Regions from separate parts of the Homo sapiens genome. Here region 1 is linked to region 2. A link is an interaction called in ENCODE POLR2A ChIA-PET data of the cell type or tissue named here. Cell type or tissue: Caco-2. All regions are shown on one strand. Links, peaks and the distances in the headings refer to the core of each region. The heading gives the core; the rest is flanking DNA.

Region 1 (2,904 bases), core at 242-2,741, 68 kb after region 2:
GTTTTATTATTATTTCTTTTTAAGAGACAGAATCTCACTCTGTCACCCACGCTGGATGGAGTTCAGTGGCGTGATCTTGGCTCACTGCAACCTCCACCTCCTGTGTTCAAGCGATTCTCCTGCCACAGCCTCCTGAGTAGCTGGGATTATAGGTTTCCGCCACCGTATGTGGCCAGTTTTTGTATTTTTAGTAGAGACAGCATTTCACCATGTTGGCCAGGCTGGTCTTGAACTTCTGACCTCAGGTGTGATCTGCCTGCCTCAGCCTTCCGAAGTGCTGGGATTACAGGCTTGAGCCACCAGGCCCGGCCTCAAAATTATATTTGAATGAATTATAAAATGGAACATCCTTTTAGCCTATAAGTGGCAACACTAATTACCTCCCTTTTGCCTCTGAAGGTTTAGAAATTATGTATTAATACAACCTTTGAATGAAAAAATATATTCAATGACATCTCAGAAGCCCCTACGCTCAGCATTTAAGAAAATCCCACAGGAGCCTCTAGCTAGCCCCAGAGATGTCCTGCTCCCACCCTTCTCCTGCCCCCTTTTTGGGAACTGTTTGGCCATCCTGCTCACATATGTGGTCATCTGAAGTGATCTTGGGATGCCCCTGTGAAAATAAGACAGATAGCCATGGAGTGGGGGTGGGGCCAGGATAGGGCCCAGGTGCCTTTGGTCTGCTCAGGAGCAGATTTATAGCATCTCCTTGCAGAGTTACAGAAGCATGTGGTGGATATAGGATGCTTGCAGCCTCTTGGCTGTTTGAAATTATGCCTAATAATAGGCCTGCCGACTGTGGGTTGGAATTCAGCTGACTTTAGGCCTGATTCTCAAAAAATAATTTTGAGCTAGTGACCCTGTGTGCACACTTGCCTGGGCACTGTGGTGTCCAACAACCCTGTGTGTGGCATTGGCACCAGGTTTCCTGAAGTAGAGGTCCTGTCTGGCAGGCTCCTCCCTTCCCTCCTGCTTCTGACTTGTGGGGTCCCCTGTGCCTCTATTTCTTTCCCTTGGGCAGAGCAGCACTTTGCTGTCAGTAGGAACAGATAAAGCTCTGATACTGTTGAGATAGTTCAAGGGTTGTAATTTTTTTTTTTTTTTTTTTTTTGAGACGGAGTCTCGCTCTGTCGCCCAGGCCGGACTGCGGACTGCAGTGGCGCAATCTCGGCTCACTGCAAGCTCCGCCTCCCGGGTTCACGCCATTCTCCTGCCTCAGCCTCCCGAGTAGCTGGGACTACAGGCGCCCGCCACCGCGCCCGGCTAATTTTTTGTATTTTTAGTAGAGACGGGGTTTCACCTTGTTAGCCAGGATGGTCTCGATCTCCTGACCTCATGATCCACCCGCCTCGGCCTCCCAAAGTGCTGGGATTACAGGTGTGAGCCACCGCGCCCGGCCTAAGGGTTGTAATTTTTAAATGAGGTTAATGACATTTTGGCTGAGCACTGTGGCTCACCCTGTAATCGCAGCACTTTGGGAAGCCAAGACAGGTGGATCACTTGAGGTCAGGAGTTCAAGACCAGCCTGGCCAACATGGCGAAATGCTGTCTCTACTAAAAATACAAAAATTAGCCGGACGTGGTGGCAGGCACCTGTAATCTCAGCTACTTGGGAGGCTGAGGCAGGAGAATTGCTTGAACCTGGGAGGCAGAGGCTACAGTGAGCCAAGATTGCACCACTGCACTCCAGCAGTGCAGTGTAAGACTCTGTCTCAAAAAAAAAAAAAAAAAGTGATTATTTCCTACACAAAAATTAATGTAAATAGAAATGAAAAGGGGAAAAAATACTTCCACAACACTGCCATCTTGGATAGTCCAGAAGTTTTCCTTTTTTCTCCATTATTCCCTTTGGCCTGGGACTAAATGAATGCCTCATTTTCAGATAGTTATAATCATAGCACAGGTATAAGTTTACGTGAGCTGCTCTTTTCATCTGATACTATGTAATTTTCTATGGTGCTAGAGTCTTTGCAATTGTTTAAAATGATTATGTACTATTTCTTTGAGTGGATATACCATAATTTGTTTAATCAATTTTCAAATAGGTTGTTGCCAGTTTTTTCTTCTAATACATATTACTGGAGTGAATATGTTGGTATTTTGTTTTTTTGTTTGGTTGACTGTTTTATTACCAGTTTTCTTTTCCAAGAGTCATAATCATTTATGGTGCTTTTTTTTTTTTTTTTTTTTTTTTTTTGTACCAGCTTTAGCCTAACCTAACCAGATGGGATATCATCTTTTAAATTTTTTAGGAAATTTTTTTTTTGAGACAGAGTCTCGCTTGTTGCCCAGGCTGGAGTGCAGTGGTGCGATCTCACTGCAATCTCTGCCTCCCAGGTTCACGCCATTCTCCTGCCTCAGCCTCCTGAGTAGCTGGGACTACAGGTGCCTACCACCACGCCCGACTAATTTTTTTGTATTTTTAGTAGAGACGGGGTTTCACTGTGTTAGCCAGGATGGTCTCAATCTCCTGACCTCGTTATCCGCCCACCTCGGCCTCCCAAAGTGCTGGTATTACAGGCGTGAGCCACTGCGCCTGGCCAGGAAATGTAATAGTTACAAATTTATCCCCCTAGTTTTTGCCTGCATGTATTTGGTCATGATTCAAGGTGGATATTTTTTATGGCTTACATGGCTAATATGAGTTTTGACACCCAGAAAGCAATCTTTTTAGATATGCAGCATTCTTGTGGGTTTCTTTCCTTCTAGACAAGGAACTGACTTGCGAATTCTGAGTTGCTTTCAGACTCTTCTGATCTCCCAAGTCAGGGAGGAAGCCAGCACCTTCATTACACTTCATTTTATTCTGAAGTCCTATTACACTAAGATAACTTTTAGCCACTGAGAAAAATATAGGCTCTGCCCATGTGCAAACAGGACATAGAGTATGAAATATTAAGTCAC
Region 2 (2,904 bases), core at 176-2,675:
CCACGCCGACCCCCAGCAGCCTTCCCTGGCCTCCCTCCCGCTCCTGGAGTCTTTAGTCTTCAGCACAGTCTGGTAATTAAAAACCTTCAAGGGGAACTTTATTGAGTTAGCATTAGTTATTTTGTCAGGCTGGGAGAGCAAGAGAATTATCTGTCCTCCGGGAGAGGGGGCTAGGGCGGGGTCGCGGGCTGAGATTGGCAGGTGCCTGCCAGTGTAGTGCACGCAGGGTTTGTGCTCTATTAATGCACCGCACTGCAGGTGCAGTGGCAGGATGTGACCGGGGTGGAGCGGGCTGGCGGGTGTGTGTGTGGGGAGGGAGGATTCCCCACTGTGAGGCTGGCCCTGCGGGGATGTTCCCACTTCCCAGGCTCTTCCTGGCTCCTGTCCTAGGGCTCTATCACTTCCTGGCTTTCAAAACAAGCCCCTGTGAGAGCCCAAATGGAGACATGGGCAGCTGAGGGCGTTCTTTGAGACGGAGTCTCCCTTTGTGGCCCAGGGTGGAGTGCTGTGGTGCAGTTTTGCCTCACTGCAACCTCCGGCTCCAGGGTTCAAGCGATTCTCCTGCCTCAGCCTCCTGAGTAGCTGGGATTACAGGCTCATGCCACCACACCCGGCTAATTTTTGTAATGTTAGTAGAGACGGTGTTTCACCATGTTGGTCGGGCTGGTCTCAAACTCCTGACCTCGTGATCTGCCCGCCTTGGCCTCCCAAAGTGCTGGGATTACAGGCCTGAGCCACCGCGCCCAGCCTGAGGGCATTCTTTTCTTACTCCAAGCTGGGGGCTAAGCCTCTTGCCTCCCCAGGCCTGCCCTTAGGCTAGGGTTGGCCAGTGGGCTGGTTAAGGTGCCCCAGGCCTCCTCCCTACCCTCCCCTTCCCATAGCCTGAAGATACCCCCTTACAGAGTCAGGCAGGGACACCTGAGATTGGGAGCTCTGTGACCTTGGCTGAGCCCCCTCACCCCGCTGTCCTCAGACTCTCATTTGTGGAATGAGAACCACCCTCCCCAGGTAGTCATGCAGGATAAAGGAGGTCAAATGGGAATTCCCACCTCCAGGAAACCACCTGGTTTTATTCCCCTGGGTCTGTCTGAATGCCGAGCCCTAGGGAATGAGCTGACCTTTGCCCTTTTTGTTTGGCACCCACCTAGGGACAATACTCTGAATCCTGGCAATAACCTTGCAAGACAGGTGTATCCAGCTCCTGTTTCAGTTGAGCACACTGGGGCTGGAGCAGGGTGGCAGTTTGCTCAGAGTCAGCCAGGAGTGGAGAAGCTGGGTCTGACCTTGGATCTTCCCCCTATTCGAGGGGCTGGGGGGCCAACACTACACTATTGAATCTTTTAGGGAAGGTGCCAAGGAAGGACACTTGGCCTCCTCCTGGGCTTGGGCCTGGCCAGGAGGCCTCCTGCTGGGAGCTGGCCCCGGGGCTTTGTATCCTGCCCTGCCTTGCCCCAGAGCTGGGCCCCACTCCCTGGCCTTTCTGCCCTGCCTATGAGGCCCAGCTCCTGAAATTCAAACCCCGCCACTCCTGGTGGGCAGGACAGAGTGGGAGGGGGATGTGGGATCTAGTATCCAGCGCTGGGGACAGTGGAAGGGTCACACCAGCCATGTGTCTGTGCCGCTCAAGCTGAGACCCGGTCATTCAGTAGATTCTCCTGGGCCTGGGCTAGTGCTCGGCCGGCCCTGGAGGCGCAGAGGGGCTGGCTGGGAGCAGAGAGGCCTGAGAATCCAATCCGAGCCTTGTCTTCCTAGCCGTGGGGTCCTGTGTCCCAGGTGTGTGCTGCTTTGCAGCTCAAACAGGCCTCCTTGTCCTCCAAGTTCCTGCTTAAACACCCCCTCTTCTGGGATGCCTTCTGGGATTTATCCAGGCCACCGTGCTGCCCACTCTTCTGGCATCTCACAACCTACCTTGGTTACAGTTGACACGCAGGATGTTACCTCATTGAGGGCCAGGCTGAGCCCTTGTTATGTCCCTATCCTCAGCGTATGTGCTGGGTCCTAGCTGAGTCCCAGCTCTGCCTCGGATTCCTCATCTGTCAAGTGAGTCCAGGGCACAGAACCATGTTTGGGGACTGCAGGGCAGGATGAGGCCAGAAAGGGCTCCTTCTGTGGCATCCTTGACCTAGTGCACGTGGCCTGATTTTAGCACTGGGGCCTCAGCGGATCAGGACACGGAACACGCAGGCCCAACCCTGGGAACTGTAAGGTATTGCCTACTACCGCCGTGGGACCTGGGTGAGCTTTCTTCTTGCAAAATGGGGGTGCTGACCCTCGTCCATACCCTGTGAGACTATGGGCAGAGAGCCCAGCATGACAGGAGGGCCTATGGGTGCTGTGCTAAGTTTCTTTATCTAAGAAATGGGAGTGAGGCCCCATTAGTGCTCACGGGTCTCATACGAGGGGTGGTGTGTGAGAGGTGCCTGCTTTTACCCAGGTCAGAGACCTCAGGTCCACAGGGGCAGGAGACAATAGGTGCTGGCTGTTGTCAGGGAGGATCATGGAGCCAGGGGCCTGACCTTCCTCCCTCACATCTGTGGTTTCAACTTGGATGCTCTTAATCTGTGCTGGAAAGGAATTGGGTAGGGCCCCACCCCCTCACGCTAGCCCTTCTGCTTGCTTCTTTAGGCTGGGCTGCCTTTGTGTGTATCTGTGCTCTGGACCAGAATCAGGAGACCCTGGCTCAAGAGGCCCCTCCTAGGCATCTTGTGGCCCCAGGACTCCACCTTTGCCCAGCCTGGGCTAGGCCAGGCAGCCGGGTCAGGATCCACCTGGATCCACAGCAGTCCTGCCCAGCACCCCATCTGTTCCCCTCTCAGCCACACCCTTCTTGCTCTCCTCTGATTCCCCATGCAGGGGCTGCCTTTGCTGCATGCACCATCAGGAAAACTGCTCTCTTGGCAGATG

The links. Peaks named below come from ENCODE experiments on the same cell type or tissue, not always from the same donor. Only the 100,000 strongest peaks of a DNase experiment are listed, where the experiment ranks them.
Region 1: POLR2A ChIA-PET joins it to region 2 with 16 read pairs; 2 of 35 experiments call an interaction of 5 or more read pairs at or near these places.

What each region holds. Positions count from the first base shown.
Region 1 is chr22:42,223,828-42,226,731 of GRCh38, reverse strand. The region is part of intron 1 of TCF20 (transcription factor 20); the gene reads left to right. Among named protein-coding and RNA genes, the nearest start is that of TCF20, 45 kb to the left of the region's middle. In Caco-2, for the core only: no CTCF peak of the experiment used is centred there; no DNase peak of the experiment used is centred there.
Region 2 is chr22:42,291,565-42,294,468 of GRCh38, reverse strand. It overlaps a transcript of TCF20 not described here. Among named protein-coding and RNA genes, the nearest start is that of TCF20, 22 kb to the right of the region's middle. In Caco-2, for the core only: no CTCF peak of the experiment used is centred there; a DNase peak (open chromatin) is centred at 1,118.